Regions from separate parts of the Homo sapiens genome. Here region 1 is linked to region 2. A link is an interaction called in ENCODE POLR2A ChIA-PET data of the cell type or tissue named here. Cell type or tissue: B cell. All regions are shown on one strand. Each heading gives the region's core, and the rest is flanking DNA. Links, peaks and the distances in the headings are about the cores only. Region 1 overlaps DYNC1I2 (dynein cytoplasmic 1 intermediate chain 2). Region 2 has its middle 68 kb from the start of DYNC1I2.

The links. ChIA-PET counts read pairs that join two places held together with the same protein. Peaks named below come from ENCODE experiments on the same cell type or tissue, not always from the same donor. Only the 100,000 strongest peaks of a DNase experiment are listed, where the experiment ranks them.
Region 1: POLR2A ChIA-PET joins it to region 2 with 6 read pairs; 2 of 35 experiments call an interaction of 5 or more read pairs at or near these places.

Annotation. Positions count from the first base shown.
Region 1 is chr2:171,738,567-171,743,954 of GRCh38, forward strand. All of the region lies in intron 15 of DYNC1I2 (dynein cytoplasmic 1 intermediate chain 2), which reads left to right. Among named protein-coding and RNA genes, the nearest start is that of DYNC1I2, 54 kb to the left of the region's middle. In B cell, for the core only: no CTCF peak of the experiment used is centred there; a DNase peak (open chromatin) is centred at 2,845; H3K27ac peaks cover 319 bases.
Region 2 is chr2:171,616,395-171,621,782 of GRCh38, forward strand. No RefSeq gene overlaps it. Among named protein-coding and RNA genes, the nearest start is that of DYNC1I2, 68 kb to the right of the region's middle. In B cell, for the core only: no CTCF peak of the experiment used is centred there; no DNase peak of the experiment used is centred there.

The DNA of each region.
Region 1 (5,388 bases), core at 194-5,193, 120 kb after region 2:
TGTCTTTTGATGGCCATAAGCACTCATTTCTTTTGGGTATATACCTAGAGTGGAATTACTTGGTCTTTGATGGAAGACATAACATTGCCTAAAAATAAGCTGTTTTTGAAGAAGTACACTATCACCTCAGGAGTCAGAGGCCTTAGCACAGTGGTTCTTAATCATTGGTGTGCATCAGAATCACTAGTGGAGCAACAGCAGAGATACCGATGAAGTGCATCTGGAGTTGAGCCCTGCATTTGTATTTTTCAAAAGCTCTGCAGATGATTGTGCACATCCTAGGTTGAAAACCACCTTCTCGGCCAGGCATGGTGGCTCACGCCTGTAATCCCAGCACTTTGGGAGGCCAAGGCAGGTGGATCACCGGAGGTCAGGAGTTCGAGGCCAGCCTGGCCAACATGGTGAAACCCCATCTCTACTAAAAATACAAAATTAGCCATGTGTGGTGGTGCATGCCTGTAATCCCAGCTCCTCGGGAGGCAGAGGTTGCAGTGAGCCAAGATCACACCATTGCACTCTAGCCTGGGCAACAAGAGTGAAAAAAAAAAAAAAAAGAAAACCACCTTCTCAGAGTGAGACTTCATTTGGTGGTGTTATCAGGGAGAGTGACAGATAGTGATTGTAAAAGAAAAAGGCTTTTAATTTTTGTGTTTACCTTAGTTTTAAGTTTTATTAAAATTTTGGTTTTTAAATTAAAAACAAACATTTTGGCTATTAAAATGATCATGCTGTTGACATTTACTATCATATCTGAAAATTTTTAATTCACAATTTTAAAACATTTTATTATGGAAAATCTCAGATACAAAAGCAGAGGGAATAATATAATGAAGCCATTATTGTTCCCAGCTTCCATAGTTAACACATGACCAATCTTGTCTATACATAACCTCTGCAATATTAAAATCAAGCCTATACATACCATTTCAACTATAAATATTCATTATGTATTTCTAAAAAATAAAACCTCTTTAAAAAATACTACCATATCATTATTAAATGCCCCAAAATGAACATTGGCTCCTTATTTTCGTCAAATGGCCTATCAGTGTTCAATTTTTTTTTTCTTTTTACTATTTATTTGAAGCAGGATCCAAAGGAGGGCCATCCATTTGCGATTGACATATCTCTTTTTTTTTTTTTTTTTTTTTTTTTTTGAGACCGAATCTCACTCTGTTGCCCAGGCTGGAGTGCAGTGGCACGATCTTGGCTCACTGCAACCTCTGTCTCCTGGGTTCAAGTGATTCTTATGCCTCAGCCTCCTGAGTAGCTGGGATCACAGGCGCCCGCCACCATGCCTGGCTAATTTTTATATTTTTTGTAGAGACAGGGTTTCACCATGTTGGCCAGGCTGGTCTCAAACTCCTGGCCTCAAGTGATCCGCCTGCCTCAGCCCTCCTCGGCTTTCCAAAGTCCTGGGATTTTGAGCCACCAAGCCCAGCCACAATTGACATACCTTTTAAGTTCCTCTTTAAAGTAGGGCTTGCATCCCTCTTTTTTTTCTTGCTGTTTTATTCTTGAGGAAGAAACCAGGTTGGTGTCTGTCAAGTTGGTCCTGTAGGGTTTCTCAGTCTCGATTTTGCATTCCTGTGGTGTCATTCATATTAATGTGTGTGGTTGCAGATAGTTTATGTTTCTGTAATGAGACGTTTACCCTCATAAATGATTTGGTTATCCACCAGACCTTACGTTAACGTCTCTTCAGTCTTTTTGGTCATCTGAAGCTCATTCTATAGTACGTGATGCAGAAGGTGCCCACAGGTGCATTATTCCCATATTCCACAAAAGTACATGATTATGAAGATTAGTTTGATTGTTTATAAAATCCATGACTTACGTTTTCTTTCTTTGCATACCTTAGTTACTCTGTGGACTTCTGGAAAAAAGCATTGCTGTCACAAAATCTGATCACAATCTGATTTTCTTTTTCCTACTTGCGATTTGGTCTTTTTAAAAAATGTGGGTGATCAAATGATTTTTTCCCTTTTCTTTAGAGGGTCAGTGTTCCTAGATACACAGGATATCCTTTCAATATGTAGTTTCAAGCTGTCTTTCATTTTAGGAGAGTTCTTTTGAGTTGTTTTTGGTATTTGTTCTGTATTACTGCTTTGGTTTTCTTCTTCAGGACCTGCCATTGTAGATGTACTTTTGCTGATCTTCTTTATCACTTTTTTTTTTAGATCACCTTATCTCTTCTTTTAAAATAAGTTTCTTTTTAAGTAACAGTTTTATTGAGCAAAACCCTTATACCATGAAATTCACCCTTTTAAAGTATACAATTCAGTGGTTCTTAGTATATTCACAGAGGCACGCCTAATTGCCAGTATCTAATTTTAGAACATTTTCAAATTTTAGAAAGAAAAATTATGCCCATTAGCAGTCACTCCACATTCTCCCCTACCCCCACAGCTCCTGGAAACCACTAATCAATCTACTTTCTATCTCTTTGGGTCTGCCTGTTATGGACAGTTCATGGACATTTCATGGAATCTTGCAATTGTGTACTGGCTTCTCTCACTTTGCATAATGTTTTCAAGGGTCATCCTTCATATTGATACTTCTTGTATCAATGTATTGTTCCTTTTATAGCTGAATGATACCCCATTGTATAGATATACCACTTTTTGTTTATACATTCATCAGATGAACACTTCAGTTGCTTCTGCTTTTTGGCTATTATGAATCATGCTGCTGTGAATGTGCAAGTTTTTATTTCTCTCGGGTATATACCTAGGAGTGGGATTGTTGGGTCACATGGTAACTAATTAGCATTTTGAGGAGCTGCCAAACTGTTTTTCAAGTGGCAGCACCATTTTACATTCCCCAGCAAGGTATGAAGGTTCTGATTTCCTGTATCTTCACCAACATTTGTTACTTTTTTATACTAGCTATCCTAGTGGTATGAAGTGATACCTCATTGTGGTTTTGATTTGCATTCCTCTCACGACTAATGATGTTGAACATCTTTTCATGTACTTATAGGCTATTGTAAGCACTGTGGACACAGTGATGTATCAGATACATGGTTTGCAAATATTTTCTCCCATTGTGTAGGTTCTCTTTTCACTTTCTTGATATCATTTGAAGCCCAAAAGTATTTAATTTTGATGTAGCTCAGTTTACCTACTTTTTCTTTTATCATTGTGCTTTTGGCTTCTCAACTGAGAAATCATTGCTGAGTTCAAGGTCACAAAGATTTACTTGTATGCTTCCTTTAAGAGTTTCATAGTTTTGGCCAGGCACGGTGGCTCACGCTTGTAATCCTAGCACTTTGGGAGGCCGAGGTGGGTGGATCACCTGAGGTCAGGAGTTCAAGATCAGCCTGGCCAACATGGTGAAACCCCTTCTCTACTAAAAATACAAAAATTAGCTGAGCATGGTGGTGCACGCCTGTAATCCCAGCTACTTGGGAGGCTGAGGCAGGAGAATCGCATGAACCCAGTGAGCTGAGATCATGCCACTGCACTCCAACCTGGGCGACAGAGCGAGACGCGGTCTCAGAAAAAAAAAAAAAAAAAGTTTCATAGTTTTACTTTCCATTTAGATCTGTGATACATTTAATTTTTCTATATGATGTAAGGAAGGAGGGATCCAACTTTATTTTTTTTATTTTTTTATTTTTTGAGACAAGGTCTCACTCCCATCGCCTAGGCTGGAGTGCAGTGGTGTGATTTCAGCTCACTGCAGCCTCGACATCCTGGGCTCAAACCATCCACCCATCTCAGCCCCCAGGGTGGCTGAGACTATAGGTGCATGCCACCATGCTCAGCTAATTTTTGTATTTTTTGTGGAGATGGGGTTTTGCCATGTTGCCAAGCTGGTCTCAAACTCCTGAGCTCATGTGATCCACCCACCTTGGCTTCTCAAAGTGCTGGGATTACAGGCATGAGCCATGGCACCTGGGCCAGCTTTATTCTTTTGCATATGTATATCTAGTTTTCCCAGCACCATTTCTTGAAAAGACTATTCCTTTCCTATCTAATTTTCTTGACACCACAATAACTTTTATGGAATCTGACTGAGATCCTTTTCTTTGCTATTGTCTACTAGTGAAATGAATTTTTGTGTATTTTTAGGAGGGAGGGAATGGGCAAGGATAACTTTCCTAGTTCATTTTCTAGGTTAAAGCTGTCTCTTCTCTGGCTTTTGCAAAGTGAGAATACATGTACCTTGTGCTTTCTGAGATGTGCCTTTTCTGCTTCTCTCCACCACTTCTGTCTGAACTTACTGCTTTGTCTCTTTTGTCTGGCATTCTACAACTTGGATTCTACTCCCAGCAGTTTCTCTTCTGTGAGACTTTGTCTTGGAAAGGAACTTTGATTTGTTAATTTTGAGAGTTTATAGCACCCAGACTGTACCATGAGAACTTACTTATACTGCACTGTAGTCTGCTTGCATTTACAGTTGACCCTTGAATAATGCAGGGCTTAGGGGTGCCAACGCCTATCCCAGCAGTTCAAAATCCACATATAACTTCTGACTTCCAAAAAACTTAACTACTAATAGCCTACTACTGACCAGAAACCTTTCTGACAACATAAATTGTTGATTAACACATATTTTTTATGTTATATGTATTATATACTGTCATCTTAAGGGCAAGCTAAAGAAATGAAGATGTTAAGAAAATCATAAAGAAGAGAAAATATATTTACTATGCATTAAGTGGATGTGGATCATCATAAAGGTCTTCATCCTTATCATCTTCACAGTTGAGTAGGCTGAGGAGGAAAAGAAAGAGGAAGGGTTGGTTGTGCTGTCCCAGGGGTGGCAGAGGCAGAAGAAAATATGAGTATAAGTGGATCTCTGCAGTTCAAACCTATATGGTTCAAGGGTCAAATGTATTTATAAATGGAATTGTGCCAAACTGCCCCCTAGTTTTTGCTGCTGTTCTCAGATTAGCCCACCACACTGTCCAGTGAGCATCTGCTATGACTGTGAGGTTCTGTTCTCCACCTGTCAGAAGTTCTCGTGCCTTCCTTCATCTTCTTCCCACACAGATACTGATACCATGCAAGTCTTGTAGTTGTGAGAGGTTTGTTTCCACCTGATTTTATTTGGAAGTTTGTCTCCTGATTCTGCTGTAGATGCTGTCTGTGAATCTTTGCTCTTCCTGCCCTCATTGCTTTATCTGAGTTTATGGGGAGAACTAGAGGAGATTTAAAAAGTACACTGCTATTGCTGTTATCTTCCCAGAATCTTCTCATTGACAGATGTTCTTGAAGCATGTTCTATTTCTTTTTTTAAACAGTATGGCATCTACAAGTTAAAAAGAAAATGCAATCAATAGTTGATTCTTAGTTTACAATACCAGGTAATTCTGTAGTGAAACAAATTGTAGGAACTTTTTCTAGGCTGAGTTAAATATCATAAAATGTTATCATACCT
Region 2 (5,388 bases), core at 301-5,300:
CTGGTGGGGTCAGATAATAAAGACACAGCCACAGGGCCCCATCCTCTGAGACTCTGCAGTTCTTGGAGATGGGGGCCATGTGCTGAGCAGATACCTACCAAATGTGTCTATTATGCTACAGGAGACTAACAGGGTGCTGACCACCTGTGCTCCAGAAAACTAGCTACCTATCAGAAGCCATGCTCCCACTTCCAGGGGGTAGAATTGCACTGGGAATCAGCTACTCTGGACTGCGTCTCAAAGGACTATATCTCTCAGCCCTTGCAACCAAGTGAAACCATGTGACTCATGTTCGTCAGTGGAACATGGGCAGAAATGATGTGCCTCACTCCAGGCCTGGCTGTCCCTACCACCTCCCCAGTCCCTGCTTCATGTATACTTCTCCATGCCTGTTCCCCTTCTTCTAGCTGGAGGCAGAGGACTCCGGAGGCCTAGAGAGGGGTTGGGCAACCTGTTTAAAGAGCTGGATAGTAAATATTTTAGGCTTTGTGGGCCAGATAGTCTCTCTCGCAACTACTCAACTCTGTAATTATAGTACAAATGCAGTCATAGGCAATGCAACAAATGGGAGCAACTGTGTTGCAATAAAACTTTATTTCCACAAACAGGTAGTGGTGGGCTGGATTTGGTTCATGGAGGGCCCCAGTTTAGTGTCACCTGGGTTGTGTGATCTTGGCTATAGCATGTAATCTCTCTGAGCCTCAGTTTTCTTACCTGTGAAAGGAAGAAATCTGACTTAATCTCAAAATTCTCTAATAATTCCATGATTCTACAATTTCAGCTCATCAACTATTATTTATACTCAACTTCTAGCTTGAGTATAAGCTATTTACACTCTAGCTTGAGTATAAGCTATTTACACTCTAGCTTGAGTGTAAGTAATAGTTGATATTTGACCCAGCCATCCCATTACTGGGTATATACCCAAAGGACTATAAATCATGCTGCTATAAAGACACATGCACATGTATGTTTATTGCGGCACTATTCACAATAGCAAAGACTTGGAGCCAACCCAAATGTCCAACAATGATAGACTGGATTAAGAAAATGTGGCACATATACACCATGGAATACTATGCAGCCATAAAAATGATGAGTTCATGTCCTTTGTAGGGACATGGATGAAATTGGAAATCATCATTCTCAGTAAACTATCACAAGAACAAAAAACCAAACACCACATATTCTCACTCATAGGTGGGAATTGAACAATGAGAACACATGGACACAGGAAGGGGAACATCACACTCTGGGGACTGTTGTGGGCTGGGGGGAGGGGAGGGATAGCATTGGGAGATATACCTAATGCTAGATGACGAGTTGGTGGGTGCAGCACACCAGCATGGCATATGTATACATATGTAACTAACCTGCACATTGTGCACATGTACCCTAAAACTTAAAGTATAATAATAATAAATAAAAAATTAAAAAAAAATAGTTGATGAGCTGAAATTGTAGAATCAGCTACAGGATGGTGTGTGTATGCATTTTAAAATACTGATGACTTTACTTTCAAGCATCCTGTGAAAGAGAAAATTAGCTCAAAAATATACAGCAGTTAACCTTTATTTCCCAATTTGAGGAAAAGTAGAGGAGAAAATTATCAAGAGAAGAAGAAAAGCATCAGGTATTTCTACCGTTTACGGAACTTAACAGATTAAATACAGAAAGCAAGTTAGTGAATGAGTTCCAAGCATATATTCCATTGATGCAGACCACAGGGTGCTGCAGCTTGATCACAGCCATCACACAAGAGGGAAATTGAAAGTCTTTCTTTGGGAACTTCACAGCATCATTTATTAAATAAGCACCCTGGGAGCTAAAGAATTGTTTAGCTCAACAGCAGCAAGACACATTGAGAAAAGAGGGATGATGACATGAGTCCTTCCAACAACTGAGCAGTTTGCTCAGTGGAGGGAAGTTAATGTGTTAAAAAAGAAATATCAGCTATAAAAGTAGCAATAATAATCAAAATCTATATTTGTTTTTATTTACTTTCAAGAAGTCCTGAGGACTTTAACTCTGTCAACCCCACATTTGTGGGAGAGTCGCAAATTTTATATGATTAGTCTTGTTCGACAGATGAAAAACCTGTAAAAGCACTTATTAATGTCACATTTATACATATTTAAGTTTCAGGATAACTTCAAGGAACAATATTTTACTGAATGACAGCTATTTCACACCAAAACCACTAGTGGTAACTATTGCTGTATGAGTAATAATATTGGAACAATAAAATTCATGTTTCAAACAATTTTTTAGTGTAAAAATGTACCATACAATATTTGGTACATACTTACACTAAAAAATTACTCATTGTTTACCTGAAATTCAAACTTAACTGTGTGTCCTGTATTTTTGTTTGCTAAATCTAAATGTTGAAGCCAGAAGGAACCTTGCAAATCACAGTTCAATTCCTTAATTCTAAAGACAAAGTGGGACCAAGAGACATAAATCTCAAGGGAAATTTTCCTTAATGGTGATTGGAAATGCCTTAGAGTCTCTGAATTGTCAGTTTCTTTTCTAGTTCATCTAAGTCCTTCAGAGGAAGGCAGTCTAGAGATAGAAAGACAGGTAGGACATTGAGCCTCTGGATCCAGCAGTGCCCGAAGCAATTCTCAAACTTTTCAGTAACATGAGCCAGTAAATGTCCTTAATCACTTGAGCTGGTTTGAATGGTATTTCTATCCTTTTAAACTAACCTTGAGAGTCCACACTAATATTGCAAGGACTTCCACATTTCACATTTTCTTTTTTTTTTTTCACTTGGAGATAGGGTCTCACTCTGTTGCTCAGGCTGGAGTGTAGTGGTGTGATCATGGTTCACTGCAGCCTCAATGACCTGGGCTCAAGCAATGCTCCCACTTGAGCCTCCAAAGAAGCTGGGACTACAGGTGCTTGCCACTATGCCTGGTTAATTTTTAAATTTTTTGTAGAGATAGCATCTCGTCATTTTGTCCATGCTGGTCTCAAACTTCTGGCCTCAAGCAATCCTCCTGCCTTGGCCTCCCAAACTGCTAGGATTACAGGTGTGGGCTACTGTGCTCTGCCCACTACCACATTTTCTTATTCAAGTTGATAGACTAATTATCATAGTGCCATACAGTAGAAGTTCAACAAATACTTTTCAAATAAATGATAACCTTGGTTTAGGTTATTGCTTTCATTTTACCATCCAAACATTTTCCTTAATCATACAGTGTTGTTGTTGTGGGGTGTTTTTGTTTGTTTTTTGAGAAGCAGTCTTACTCCATCATCCAGATTGGAGTGCAGTGTTATAATTATAGCTCACTACAACCTCGAACTCCCAGGCTCAAGCAATTCTCTTCCTGCTTCAGCCTCCTGAGTAGCTGGGATTGCAGGCATTGCACCACTATGCCCAGCTAATTTTTTTATTTTTTGTAGAGAGTTGGGGGGTCTCACTGTCTTGTCCAGGCTAGTCTTGAACTACTGGTCTCAGGTGATCCTCCCACCTTGGATTCCCAAAGTGTTAGGATTACAGGCATGAGCCCCTGCACCCAGGCTTGTTGCTGCTTTTTAAAAACAAAGTCTGAATTTATTTGCCTGGGCACACAAAAAACAAATATATTATTAAAAGAAATATAAACATGTAGAATAATGAAACCAGAGGTCAAATTGTATATCTGTATTGCTTTCTGGAGAATAGCTTTGTTGACCTAAAGGAAAAAACTGTGGCCAAATTAACATAAGTAGAGGGTTTATTTGGGCCAAGTTTGAGGACTGCAACCAAGGAGCACAGATTCAAGTTGCCTGAATATATGCTCCAATTAGCAGTAGTTACAAGTGGGTTTTTAAAGGAAAAGAGAAGAGGCAGTTTGTAAGTTGTTTATCAAGAATTTACACTAAGGTAACATAAGGTATTGATTGGCTAAACATTGTTCTTTCTTTTCTCATTTCCCCCTTTTGATCAAAATTTTTCTCTTCTGAAGGCATCGATGACCAAAATTTTAGATGTTTGTCTCATGTCATTGGGAAGGCTCATTCCCAGGTAATCTCATCCCATGTCTGAGGGAAAGAGGACAGGTACTTATGGCTTAAGAATTTAGTGATGGCCAGGCACTGTGGCTCACACCTGTAATCCCAGCACTTTGGGAGGCCGAGGTGGGAGGATCACTTGAGCTCAGGAGTTCAAGACTAGCTTGGGCAACATAGCAAGACCCCCATCTCTACACAAAAATATAAAATAAAAAAATTTGAAATTTTAAACTTAAGAATTTAGAGAGGTCTCAAGGCTGAATTGACTGGCAACATAAAGGGACAGAGCAACAAGATCTAGGCCATCCACTTACAGAGGAGCCACAGCATGTTGGATCATTTCTTTCTTGATGTTAAGACATCTAGAAATACAAAGCATAATCAACTTAAGAACCAAAAATATTGAGATGGGATTTTTCCCCTGACTTTGACCCTCTTTGTGGACAGGAACTAGAGTGGCTCATTTCACTCAGCCTGCAGTCCATGGATGGCTAAGTGTAACAGCTCAGTGAAGGCTCAGGGTGACAGCCTCCTACACCTGCCTTTTTTGACACCTGAGTTCTTGTTCAGTGTCCAGGAACAATCAGGTCACACAAACTATTTGAAGGATAGTGTATTTGGAATATTTATTGGGCGATAAAAGTGGCTCTCAGTAGGATGGGGAATTTGAAAGGGGATGGTGTGGGAAGAAGGTGATGTTTCCCTGAAGCTGCACTGTCTGAAGTTAGCAGCGTCTATTCGTAATTTCTGACACTCAGCTGCATGGATCCCTGATGCTCAGCTGCACATATCTCCAATGTTCAGCAGCTTGCATCCCCAACCACTTGTATAAGCCGCTTGTGTTGCTCTTCCAGCTGAAGTCTTTTTATGGGCACAGGATAGGGGAATGGCAGGCAAAAAAGGCAATCACTTGGGCAGAAAAATAGGGCCAGCTGTTTTTACTTAGGGCTGAGGGTTCAGGCTTGAGGGTGGTGTTTAGCTGGGAGCCCAGCTGTTCTGTATCAATATGATGCAAATAAGGACAATTATTAACAAACAATTTGAAATCTAGATCTGAAAGGTGTTTTTATTTCTTAAGGTAACCAATCAAGTAAATCATGTAAGGGGTTTGGTCTTTCTAATGTCTTGTAGCCATTTAGTCTTTTGGGTGATTCTTTCTAACTGAATTTCTACTTTTCATCCTGGTCTGTAGAACAGGGTGACTAGCTGCAGGTCAGCTCCAGTTGGAGATCTTCTCCAGTGATGGAAGATGTCTGCTCAGGTAGGGCTAACTTTTTAAAATGAGAAATGTGAATTCATGAGTAGATGGCCTTGAGTTTGGCTGCACAAGGATTGGTTAACAATATCTGATATAGTCCCTTCCAATGGGGTTGGAGAGAAGCT